Regions from separate parts of the Homo sapiens genome. Here region 1 is linked to region 2. Evidence: chromatin contacts called from ENCODE Hi-C data. All regions are on one chromosome and are shown on one strand. The core of a region is the stretch at or near the end of the contact, and the rest is flanking DNA. Distances in the headings are between cores, read along the strand shown.

The links. Hi-C counts contacts between places; a loop is a spot of excess contacts on that map.
Region 1: a loop to region 2 is called in a map of tibial artery, with 5 times the contacts of the local background. The contact joins the enhancer-like site here to the promoter of COL5A2 in region 2. A Hi-C loop is called at or near these places in 2 of 168 maps with a recorded cell type or tissue (Caco-2 and tibial artery).

What each region holds. Positions count from the first base shown.
Region 1 is chr2:189,545,229-189,551,156 of GRCh38, reverse strand. No RefSeq gene overlaps it. Among named protein-coding and RNA genes, the nearest start is that of SLC40A1, 33 kb to the left of the region's middle. Within about 2 kb of position 1,541, at least 7 of the 41 ENCODE cell types and tissues checked have a DNase peak (open chromatin) inside an H3K27ac peak, as active enhancers do.
Region 2 is chr2:189,175,388-189,181,422 of GRCh38, reverse strand. It overlaps COL5A2 (collagen type V alpha 2 chain), which reads left to right and starts at 1,662. Exons shown (of 54, transcript NM_000393.5): 1 at 1,662-1,915. The coding sequence starts at 1,819.

The DNA.
Region 1 (5,928 bases), core at 292-2,791, 370 kb before region 2:
TTTTCAATTTCTTGCCTATTTTTCTGATTTTTATGAATTATACATGTTTTTCATAGGCATGTTTATCATCATCTGATTGGTAAAAGATCTTTGTATGCTGGGGATGTTAATGTTAGTCTGTCGTATGCACTATGGCTATTTCACCTCTTTGCTTATTTGACTTTAATTTTGGTTTAAAAATATTTATGAATTGGGTCTATCAGTCTTCTCTATTTTGATTTCGAGTTTTGGGTGGGCTGTAAAAAGGTCTTTCCACATAGAGTTTTTTTTTTAAAAAACTCATATTTTTCCCTGGTACTTTTACAGTTTTATTTAAATAAAATTAAGCCATCTAGAATTAGCTGTGATATAAGAAATAAAGTGGGGTTCATATTAGTTACCTATGTCGAATAATCTTTTCCCTTGCTGATATAAAATGCTGTATAGTAATTAATAGGTGCTGGAGTTAGGCTGCCTGGATCAAATACTGGCTCCATTACTTACTAACTGGATGAATCTGTTTTCTCATTTATAAAACAGGAATAAAAATTCTATGTATCTCTTGGAGTTGTTTCCAGGATTCATACATTAGTGTATGTAAAGGGCTTAGAAATAATATATGACATATAATAAGAGCCCACTAAATAGCTGTTATGGGATACCAAATTCACATGTATATGTGGTACTATTTCTAGACCTTATTGTTGCACTCACTGGAGTCTAGAAATTCATGGGTCAGTACCAGTTCTACCTTTATAACATGCATGGACAAGTTCTCATTCTTTTTCAAAATTTTCCTCATTCTTTTAGCATATTTATTTGTTTATTTATTTAGAGATGGAGTCCCACTCTGTAGCCCAGGCTGGAGGGCAGTGGTGCAATCTCGGCTCACCGCAAACTCTGCCTCCTGGGTTCAAGCGATTCTCCTGTCTCAGCCTCCCGAGTAGCTGGGATTACAGTCACCCATCACAAAACCTGGCTAATTTTTGTATTTTTAGTAGAGACGGGGTTTCACCATGTTGGCCAGTCTGGTCTCGAACTCCTGACCTCAGGTGATCCGCCTGCCTCGGCCTCCTAAAGTGCTGGGATTACAGGCTGGAGCCACCACGCCCGGCCAGCATTTTTATTTTTCTATATGAACATTAGAATCATTTTGTCAATTCTTAACGAGCTCATTGAGATTTTGATTGGCAATACAGAGAATGTTATTTGGAAAAGTTGACTTCAAACCTTTTAATTTTTCTTTCCATTAAATAGCGTGTCTTCCATTTATTCAAATCTTTGTGTTACTTTATGGTTTTATTTATATGGGTCTTCATTTCTTAATACTGAATATTCTGAGCTAAGTCTTGAAGGATGAACTGGAATCAGCAAAATAGAGGGAAAAAATCGTTTAGTGGCCTCTCTTTAGTTGCCAGAAGTCATAGTTATACTTGGAACACTCCTACTTTTAGAAATAACATTCTTTAGTCAGTCCACATGAGATACAACCAGTGAACTAAACTGGAAAAAAAAAAAAGATGTGGTCTTTCCTGCAAAAAAGGCGAGTGGGGCAGACAGCCAGTGTGAGAAATATTTATGCAGCTGTTGCCTGAACTAGTCCAAAGAAACTTCTGGTGACTGTTAACAATAAACATGTTTAGCTTGCTAAAAACCTATTGATTTATTTAAGAAAAATCCAAAGTCTAATATGTTTTCAATCAGTGTGTATGAACCAAGGAATGTGAATGTTGGTGAATGTGTGTTTGTGGGTGTTTTGAACAGAACTCAACCTAGGCAAGTTTGTGAAGTAGTTCCAGTTTTCCTTCATTTGCCATTTGATCTCATTTTTAGCCCATCTCACCTCAACCTCAGAACCACGGCCTTGGAATACCACTGCTAGGGTTTAAATTTCCTGCCCAGGTACTAACTTTCTGTGTCCTGTCCAAGCTAACACTAAATAGAACCCTCTCCCTCAAATGCTGAGTCATGGATAGCTGATCTTAGTCAATCTTTGCTTAGCTAGGGATGAAATAAACATCAATAGACTCCCCTGTCCTTAAAGTGAAGTAATGTACCTTAAGGTACTTTTTATCCAGAGTTCTTTTTCAGACCTCAGAATTTTAAAGACATTCACGATCTCCCACCCTGTGACTTTTTATTACTACTCTGTACACCACCTAGGAGTATAGGGTTGCCCTTGCTACTCCCCCAAGCCTTTAAAAAATATTATATATATTTGGATCAGGAGACTCATTCTATTCTCAGGGCAGACTATCCAACCTACAAGCCAGCTGTTGAAAAATAATACTTTTGTGGCTTTTTCTCTGCTCTACAAGCTGGATTGGTCTTAGACTTCCTGTGACACAGCCAGGAAGAAAAAACTCATCCAGAATTGTCCTCATGCTAATTACATTTTATTCATTTCTCCAACTTCAAAAATACTGGCAGTTCCAGTAATAAAGTGGTTTCTTCTTTCATTCAACATATACTTACAGAGAACCTAGCAATAATTGTAAGAGGCAGGAATAATATGACAAATTTTTTTAAAAGATTAATTAATTAAGCAAAAAATATTTTTAAATGATCTAAAATTAGATGTGATGATGGCTACTCAACTCTGAACATGCTAAAAGCCTTTCAGTTGTATACTTTAAATGGGTGAAATGTATAGTATGTGAATTATATCTCAATAAAGCTGTTTTTAAAAAGCCATAGAAATCCAAATACCTCAGTGCCAAAAAAAAAAAAAAAAAAAGAAAAGAAGCATAGTTATCAGCTTAATTTGATAGAGTAACCGACTGCTATGAATTAAAAATAGCTAAAGTAGCTTGAGTGGCTGCTTTGGAGTAGGCCGTTTATGTACAGTCTCTTTTAATGTTCATAGTAAGCTTTTGAGGAAGGCAACGCTTATCCTTATTTCATAGATGAGAACTTGATGCGTAATGAGGTTAGATACCTTTGTCAAAGCTAATGTAGTTACTAGGGGATACAGTTGGGATCTAAGCCTAGACACCTGCCTCCAGCGCTTAACCTCTGAAACACTGAGCTAATCTGAATACTCAGAACTGGTTTGGTTTTTGACTGCCCTTCACAGTAAACAACAATTATCCTGAATATTGGATCATTTCTGAAGACCCAGACAAGTTCTTTCACGTAGTTGTGGCTTGATTTTGAAATAGGATCTACAAAACAGTGACTTATATACAATTGATTTTCAATCTATAATTTGGTAGATATTTTCTGGAAATAATAATGTCTATCACATTTTACAACTTGAATTACATTTTAAAGTATCCTAGGCTAGAGCAACTTGCTGTGGGAAGTGATCCCTATGCCTCCTACATAGATACAAATGGTGAATATTTTTCATACTCATTTACCTACATTTTTAGATTTCATTTGTTTCAAGCAAGGTACTCGACAACTGTTACAGTATCAAGTTCTTCTACATTTTTAGAAATCCCAGCATCATTGTAATTGAATATGTATCCCACCAGCTGAGGGGAAACCAAAGATGTCCTTTTGAAGAAAGTAGTCTCCCATCCCTCTGTAGGTGAGTTCAGACTCCAAGATAAATTAGAAATATAGACCAGGATGATTCATTGTCAGCTTGTGGGGAAGCCCAAGAAGACCAACATTTATTACTGACTGTTCAATTTAAATAATTAGGCAAAGCTAAGCCTTGTCTCTTGCAAGAAATCTTGTACTAAAGAGCAATAGAAATAACTATGTTTGCAAATTTTGTCTATGGGGACGTTCTTAAGACTAAGATTTAAGATTACTTTTTCCACTTTCAATAGAGTTTATAAGCATATGAAGCTTCCTTCTTCTGTTTCCCACCCCTCTTTTCCAAGTCCCCAGCCATTAGCAGCCTATGGAACATTTGTAAGAGAGGTGTTATGACGTTTCAAAGATAAAGTTACATAATCTAGTGGTTAATGCAAATTTAACAAGATATTTAAGATCAAATAATAATTTCAACCTTCTGCTCATATATTGGCTGGGAACACAATTTCTTGGTGTGTTAAGTTGATTTTCCAATACAGTTTTTAGTTTAAATTAACAGTCTTTCTTGGTTGTCTATTCGAGGCCCAGAACAAACCATTGTGAGGGCTTATAGAGATGAATAAAATAGAATCCTCACTTTCTAGGAGCTTACAATCTAGCAGACAGAATAGATAAGCATGCTAATAACTCTAAAGCAAGGCCTATTGGTAAAGGCTGTCAGCTACTACATTTGTTGAGTGTATGCCATGAGCCCATCTCTTTATTAGGGCTCATGTTAAGTGGAATAAAAAAGGATCAAATAAAATGCTAGCCATCACAGATCCTGTTAGTCTGTCAGAAAACGACTTTATGTAGAATATGGAATAAGTAAGTCTTTGGCCATAAAGGATGCATAGTTGGGAATAATCCATTTCTATCAAATCCTTTAATTAAAAAAAAGAAAAGAAAGGAAAAGAAAAGAAAAGAAACAAAGAAAGTTGTCTAGTTTGGCCAAAGAAGAGTGATGTGGTTTGGCTGTATCCCCACCCAAATCTCATCGTGAATTGTATTTCTCATAATCCCCACATGTCATGAGTAGGACCCAGTGGGAGGTAATTGAATCATGGGGGCCGTTACCTCCATGCTGTTCTCATGATAGTGAGATCTGATGTTTTATAAGGGGCTTTCCCTCTCCTTTGCTCTGCTCTTGTTGCCGCCAAGTGAAGAAGGATGTGTTTCTTCTCCTTCTGCCATGATTGTAAGTTTCCTGAGGCCCCCCCAGCCATGCTGAAGTGTGAATCAATGAAACCTCTTTCTTTTATACATTACCCAGTCTCAAGTATGTCTTTATTAGCAGTGTGAGAATGGACTAATACAAAGTGGGTACCTGTGCAGCACTGGCAGGTGATGAGGAAAACGAGAAGAGTATATCCACAGTATAGCAGTTACAAATACTGGTTTAGAATTTATGTCTCAGTTTGAAATTTATAGAGAATGGGGGAACAAATGTTTTTCAGCTGAACTTTTGGAAGGTTAAAGCGGATGAACAGGGAATAGTTTAGAATGCAGCAAAGAGAGGCTGAGATAACAGGGAGCAATTTAAGCCACCCAGGTGAAAAGTAATGAGGATCTGGACTAGGACGACTCAGAGGCAGAAAATTTACATATCAGAAACAGAGACAACACGGTTCTAGAAAAACGGGATATAAGAGAACAAGAGAAAAAAAAAAGTATGATGACCACAAGGTACATTCTGGCTGAATGCAAGAGTAATAAATTAACAGAAACAATGTAGTAGGAAAAGACGGCTGAATACAAGAATAATAAATTAACAGAAACAATGTAGTAGGAGAAGATGGCTCAAGGAGAATGAGATGATGTTTTCAGTTTTAGTTTTACTGCCGTTCAGATACAAACAACTGGAAACATGAGTTTGTAGCTAGGTAGAGAAGTCAAGGCTAGAAATAGCAACTTATACAGAATCAGCTGCCTAAAGGTGATCTTGGAGCCAAGGAATAAATGCAGTCCCAAGGGATAGAGCAGGGAAAGAGGACAAGATCAGAGTATAATATGGAGGAAAGTTGACTCTCCTCACCCTGGAAAGAGACCAGGGTGATGCAGCCAAATTATTCCCATGGTTGCCAGTAAACCACTAGAATCTGGAACAGATTCTCTTTCAGAACCCTCAGAAGGGACCAACCCTGCCAACATCTTGATCTTGGATTTCTAGCCTCCAGAACTGAGAGACAGTACATTTATTTTGTAAGCCACCTAGTTTGTGAGACTTTGTTAAAACAGCCCTAGCACACTAATACAGGTCCCAAAACAAATAGGTTAACAATGTGTATCCCCACGTGGTGCACTTTGACATCACATGTACCACAGAGAAAAGAGTGACTTAGTTCCTGAAACAATGTATTCATGGCCAGTCGCGGTAGCTCACGGCTGTAATCCCAGCACTTTGGGAGGCCGAGGCGGGTG
Region 2 (6,035 bases), core at 413-2,912:
AATTAACTGAAAGGTGATTTTTGGTCCTTACTTAGCCCATTCATTAAGTGGAAGGGCACCCCTGAGAACAGTGTGGTGGTGACAGAAGTCATTGAAATGGGACATGTCTAAATGAAAAGATAAACTGAGAGGTACAGGGTTAGAAGCTGGAAACAACCGGGAAAATTGACCTCCACTGGAATATTTATCCAGAGTCTAGTTCCAAAGCTAAAATGCAAAGGTTCTTGGATTTCTTCTATTAAGAACAGTAATAATGTCTTGCTTGCCTAATCTCATTTGATAATTTCTCCTTTCTCCGGGCTTAATGCATCCCTCACATATTTATATGCTCTGGCTTATATATCTTTATTTCTTGTAAATTTAGTTTCTCAACACCTACATATGTTCCTTGAAGGTGATGGGTATGTCTTTTATTTCTTTTATGTCATCCTTTCTGCCCAGTGCTTAGCACAGTGCAAGGCACCTGTTGCCCAATAATTATAAACAATTGACTCACTTGTATTGTATAGAACATCCATCCTGATTCTAGGGAGACTCAAGGTGGCAAATACATTAGATTGTATAGAACTCTCTGAGGTCATTAAGATCTTGGCAAGTGTGAGGGTGGCACAAAAGTTCATCGATAATTTTCCTTAAAATGCATGTTCAACTGGGGCTATCATATTCCCTGCAAAGCTGGCTTAAAGCTAATAATACCACCATCTGCTTTTATGTAGCTCTTTGCAATTTGGAGCTTCATTAATAATACATTACTCATTTTAGTGTCACTAAACCCTGTACACTGGTCAGGGTAAAGCCCTTTTCTCAAATGAGAAAATTGGAGTGCACAGAGATAAAGGACTATATGCACATTTACAAAATTATTGAGTGGCAGAACCACTCACAAAAGGCAGAAGCAAGCCTTTTTTCATCCAAAGGTAGAGTACTTCCCATTCCTCTGCACTGCTTAGTAGACTATTTTTCAACATGGTAAAACTCTCTGGGACAAGAGGAACCTGAAGATGTGGCCCCTTAACAAGAGATGTGGAGAAATTAGGAAAGGACATGCTTTCTTAATTCAAATTACAATGTATCACAAATTCATTTATCCAAAATGGTTTTCTAACCTGGACTTTACCTGGGCAACATTCTAATAATCTCCTTCCAGAGTATGGGAAAAGAAACCGAATCTGAGAAGGGGATAAGAATACTCCCTATTCAGTCAAAAGAAAGGGTTAAAATGTGATTGTTTAAAGATTTAAGGTGGAGAAGAGAGTCTTGAATTATCTAAATGTAAAAAAACTAGGGTAAAAGGCTGGATTTCCTTCGGAATGTCTTTTTCAGCTTATAGGGGAAAAGTTAAAGGGTGTGTGTCTGGGGGGAAGGGTTAGGGAGGGGAAAATAGAACCCTTTTCTTCTAACAGCCTTTCTTAAAAAATAAAAGAAAAGAGAAACAAATGTTTGTTTCTGTTATTAAGCCCCATCTATGCTTAAAAGTTAAATGAAATAGGGAAAGTTCAGGCACAGAGACGCGTGTTCTGATTTGGTTGTTTACCATCAATCAGACCGTTGCTTGGCAGACACTGGATGGTTATGAGCCTGAACAAGCTGAAAAGGGGCAGGAAAAGAAGTGGAGGCAGCATTCTTCCTATTTAAAGCTGCATCGCTTGAAAAAAGTTTTCGCAGACTGTGCTGGAGCTGGTGCTGAAAAAGGGGGTTTGCAGAGGCTGCCCTGGGGCTGGTGCTGAAAGAAGAGCCCACAGCTGACTTCATGGTGCTACAATAACCTCAGAATCTACTTTTCACTCTCAGGAGAACCCACATGTCTAATATTTAGACATGATGGCAAACTGGGCGGAAGCAAGACCTCTCCTCATTCTTATTGTTTTATTAGGGCAATTTGTCTCAATAAAAGCCCAGGAAGAAGACGAGGATGGTGAGTTTGCCATTTGCTTTGCTTGTAGTGTTTATTGCACGGTTTGGGAAATAGGTGGAATGTTAAGCCTCAGGAAGAGCGTGAAGAGGAGGTTCTGGTTTGAAGTTTGAGAAGGGGGCTGACGGATTTGCACCTGGAAAACGACTTGAAAGACAATTGGGATGTTTGTAAATCCGGAGCTTCTAGATCCACCGTTGGAGAGAGTACACTACTAAATTTTTCTGGGAAAGCCTACAATAAGTCCTTTTGGCTGAGTGTGAGAGTGGGACGTTTAAAATAAGAAAAGAGTGAATGCTTAAAACGGAGCACTAAAGGCATTTTAGTTAGAGGAGCTCTGTTCTGTGGGCTGGAGTTTTCAGAGCAAGGAAAAGTCGCGGCAGAAGCTGGGTAGGGTGGAGTCTTTTTGTACTGAACTTCAGCTGCTTCATAAAATTCTTTGTTTAGTAAAACCTCTGCAGCAACTCTGATAGCTTTGATTTTTCTTTGTCTTTGGCTCCTCATTCTTTCCTCTTTAACAATTTAAACTTCTTTTTACCATTTTCATTTGTGAAAATGTGATCACTTTTGCTTACTGGGAGGCAGTCTCGTTTGTTTCTCCATGACAGAGGCTGATAGAAGCCAGATTTCTTAAACAGTGGTATTTTCCCACCCTACTGGCTTGATTAACAGGACAGTGGTGGTTCCCGGTTGGATGGCGGAAGGCAGGAAATCAGCATGTCTTGTATATATCTTATTTGGCATGGAATATTTGCATGGACATTACCCCTTAGACCCAAGCTTTTTTTTTTTTTTTTTTTTAAAGATAAATCTTGCCTGGTGACCACATTTTTTTCCTATGCAATTTTCATATGTTACAGTTGGGTTATATGGTATGGTTAAGCAAAAATGCATAGCTGTTGTAGTATATAAGAAAATATTTAAATTGATTCCTCTATTAAATCTTTAATCTTGAGGGTTGCAATTTCAAATACAGACATGTACTCCTTTAAAATAAGCCACTGTAGATTTTCATCAACTCAACCATGTAACATCAAACTCAAGCTTTTAAAACTTTGGACATTCATTAACCTTTTCTATTACTTTCATATATAGACACATACATACAGGTATATATGTATATATACTATGTATATATCTATATTTTTAGAACAAATATCTGCTTCTGTGTGTTTTTGGTTTCAAAAAGTTTATAAAATTAATCTAGAGATCAGAAGTTCTAAAAAGCTTAAAAAGTGAAAATACGAATTTGTAAATGAATATCCAACAATCTGTCAGGAGTCCCATAGAGGGGGCACTTTCTAAGACTTGGAGCTTTTTATGTTACGTTTTATGTTTTTAAAATATGAGGTAATTTATAAAAGGTGAAAACTTTTGAGTTTCTTTGTAATGGCATGAAAAGCATGTGTTGTTTGGAAGGGTGGCAAAAATAATTGAATAGAAAGTAGAAGAAAACAGGAGGAGAAAAACACAGAAAAATTACAATAGAAATTGAAAATTTGACTCTAGAAAGAACAGTTTACTCCCCTCCCCCACCAAAACAACCAACTTTAATTTAAAACCTTTAATACCACTTTCTTTGTTAATTTATGTTAAAATGAATAAAGTACTTTAATAAAGTATGGAAATAATTGAATATGTGAATAAATGAAAGGACTGTTTCACAAGGTACATGAAATAAGCCATATTTTAAAAGACATTCCCAAATAGTTATAATTACTCTGTAGGTGTTTTTGAAAAATGAGCAGATAATTTTTCTTAATAGTAATTGACATAAATGTAAGGAATGTGATGCTTGATGCAAAAAAGTCCCCAACTCCAATCCAACCCCAGTACCCCCCGCGAACAGTATAACCAAATAGCACAGAAAATGGAATTCCAAACATCAAATTTTACAGAATGTGTAATTGCTTGCATATGTGTTGTAAAAAATTCCAGTATTTTATTTCTCAACTTAAGAGAATATAAGTGATAAAAATTCAACAGCAAAAGAAAGTCGTCATTGCCCTAATCAAACATAATAGAGAAAATAATTCCAGAGTATAGTATATTCAGAGCTGCTTAACTTATATTGTACTTACTTACTATGCATATTTTGGTTTAAGTTGATATTGTATGGATACTTGGCAATACTTTCTTTTTCCTGTTCAGGCCTATCACAAGCTTAATAAAGGTGTCATAATTTAGAAACTCCATTTGATTTTGAGTTTGGGGAAGAGTAAGCTTAGATCGATGCTTTAAATTAAAGAAATATCTGAGGCACACATGAAAAGCAAGTACATTTTTCAAATTTTATCTATAACAGTCACATAATGTGATATTTACATTTTGTACAAATATGTCTTCTTGGAAATGTGGAGATCTGTTTTTGCATGTAAGTGCATATTAATAAGTTTTTATTTTTTTCTTTCTTTTTATGACTTCAGGGTATATTTCCCTTTACTTGACTGTGGTTATTTACCAGAAATGTAAAATGTAATCTGAGTATGCCTGCCTGATAGAAACATATGAATGAGAAGATAAAAGTAAATAAATAAAGTTTTAGGCATTTTAAGCCAAAATCAGTTCCATTCTCACTGAGTTTTAAGAACTGATTTGATTTTCTAAATTTATAAGAAACTGAAAGGAGAAAGTTTGGGAGTTGGGCTGACTTTAGTTAAAACTAACGTAACAAAAATTAGGGAGTTAAAATGAAAAAAATCAGCTTTTAAAGAGTTTGTGTGGGTGTATGTGTGTGTGTGAAAAATCAGGGAGTTAAAATGACAAAATCAGCTTTTAAAGAGTGTGTGTGCGTGTGTGTGTGCGTGTGGTGAGAGTGTGTGTGCATTGGGGTGGTGGTCTTCAAAAGATTCCACATTTGTGTTAAGGAAAATGCTAGAGCATTTACAGTGTATTTATATTCCTAAGTTAATGCCTAGCATCTAGTGAGCTATATATATTCTTGTTATTAGAAGTAGGCATGCTTAATTTTAGAAAATAATCTTTGTTATGAATCATTGTATTCAACATGGGATAAGCAATGGAGAAGGGAAGGTGCAGAAATGTATCATTTTGTTTCCAAATACTGTAAACCTCAATGCTTTCAGAGGCCAGGCAGGTAATATAAACAAGTGAAGCAAGCCAGTGTTTGTACATCAATAGGTGATGATGGGGCCTGTGGAGAACTGAAGGTGCATGTCCACTTTAAGGCATTCAGAATTAACATTTTCAGAAGATATTGCATATGACAAATAAAATATATCTGAGTATATATTTGGCTCCCGGCCCATGAATTTACAGCCATCATGTTGCAATCCTACACTGATATCCTCCTGGACCCAAGCTAACTTTTGATTACTGAGAGATGAGGGGCTCACAGTCTTATATGTCATGGTCTCTTGCATTTTTATGATATGTCTGCCATTTATCTCATTGTTACGATACAAAAATCAGGAAGCAGATATTTAACACTCAGTAGTATTTGGATGACATCATTTTAAAGGAGGTACAGAATATGTATAAATATGTATACATAGCTTAAGATGCATGTTAACTCATAAATTGTTTTAAACTCATTACTGTTGAAATACATGCTATGAAACATGTAGGACATTCAGACTTTTATAGTGGGTACATGTAGCAGAACACAGTAGTTTAAACAAACAAAAAAAGGTTTTCTGGCCAGGCGCAGTGGCTCATGCCTGTAATCCCAGCACTTTGGGAGGCCGAGGTGGGCGGATCACCTGAGGTCAGGAGTTCGAGACCAGCCCGGCCAATATGGCAAAACTCCGTCCCTACCCAAAATACAAAAATTAGGTAGGCGTGGTGGCACAAAAATTAGGTAGGCGTGGTCCCAGCTACTCAGGAGACTGAGGCACGAGAGTTGCTAGAACCCGGGAGGCGGAGGTTGCAGTGAGCTGAGACCGTGCCACTGCACTCCAGTCTGGGTGACAGAGTGAGACTCTGTCTAAAAAAAAAAAAAAAAAAGTTTTCTTTTTTAAATATAAAGAAATGCTTTTAAGCAGGTAGTGAAAGGCTGGCATATTGGCTCCACAAAGTCATCAGGGACTGAGGTTTTTTCTACCTCTCCTGGCTCCCATATCTCTAGGTATTTTTTTTTAAATTTATTTTTATGGTCCTAAAT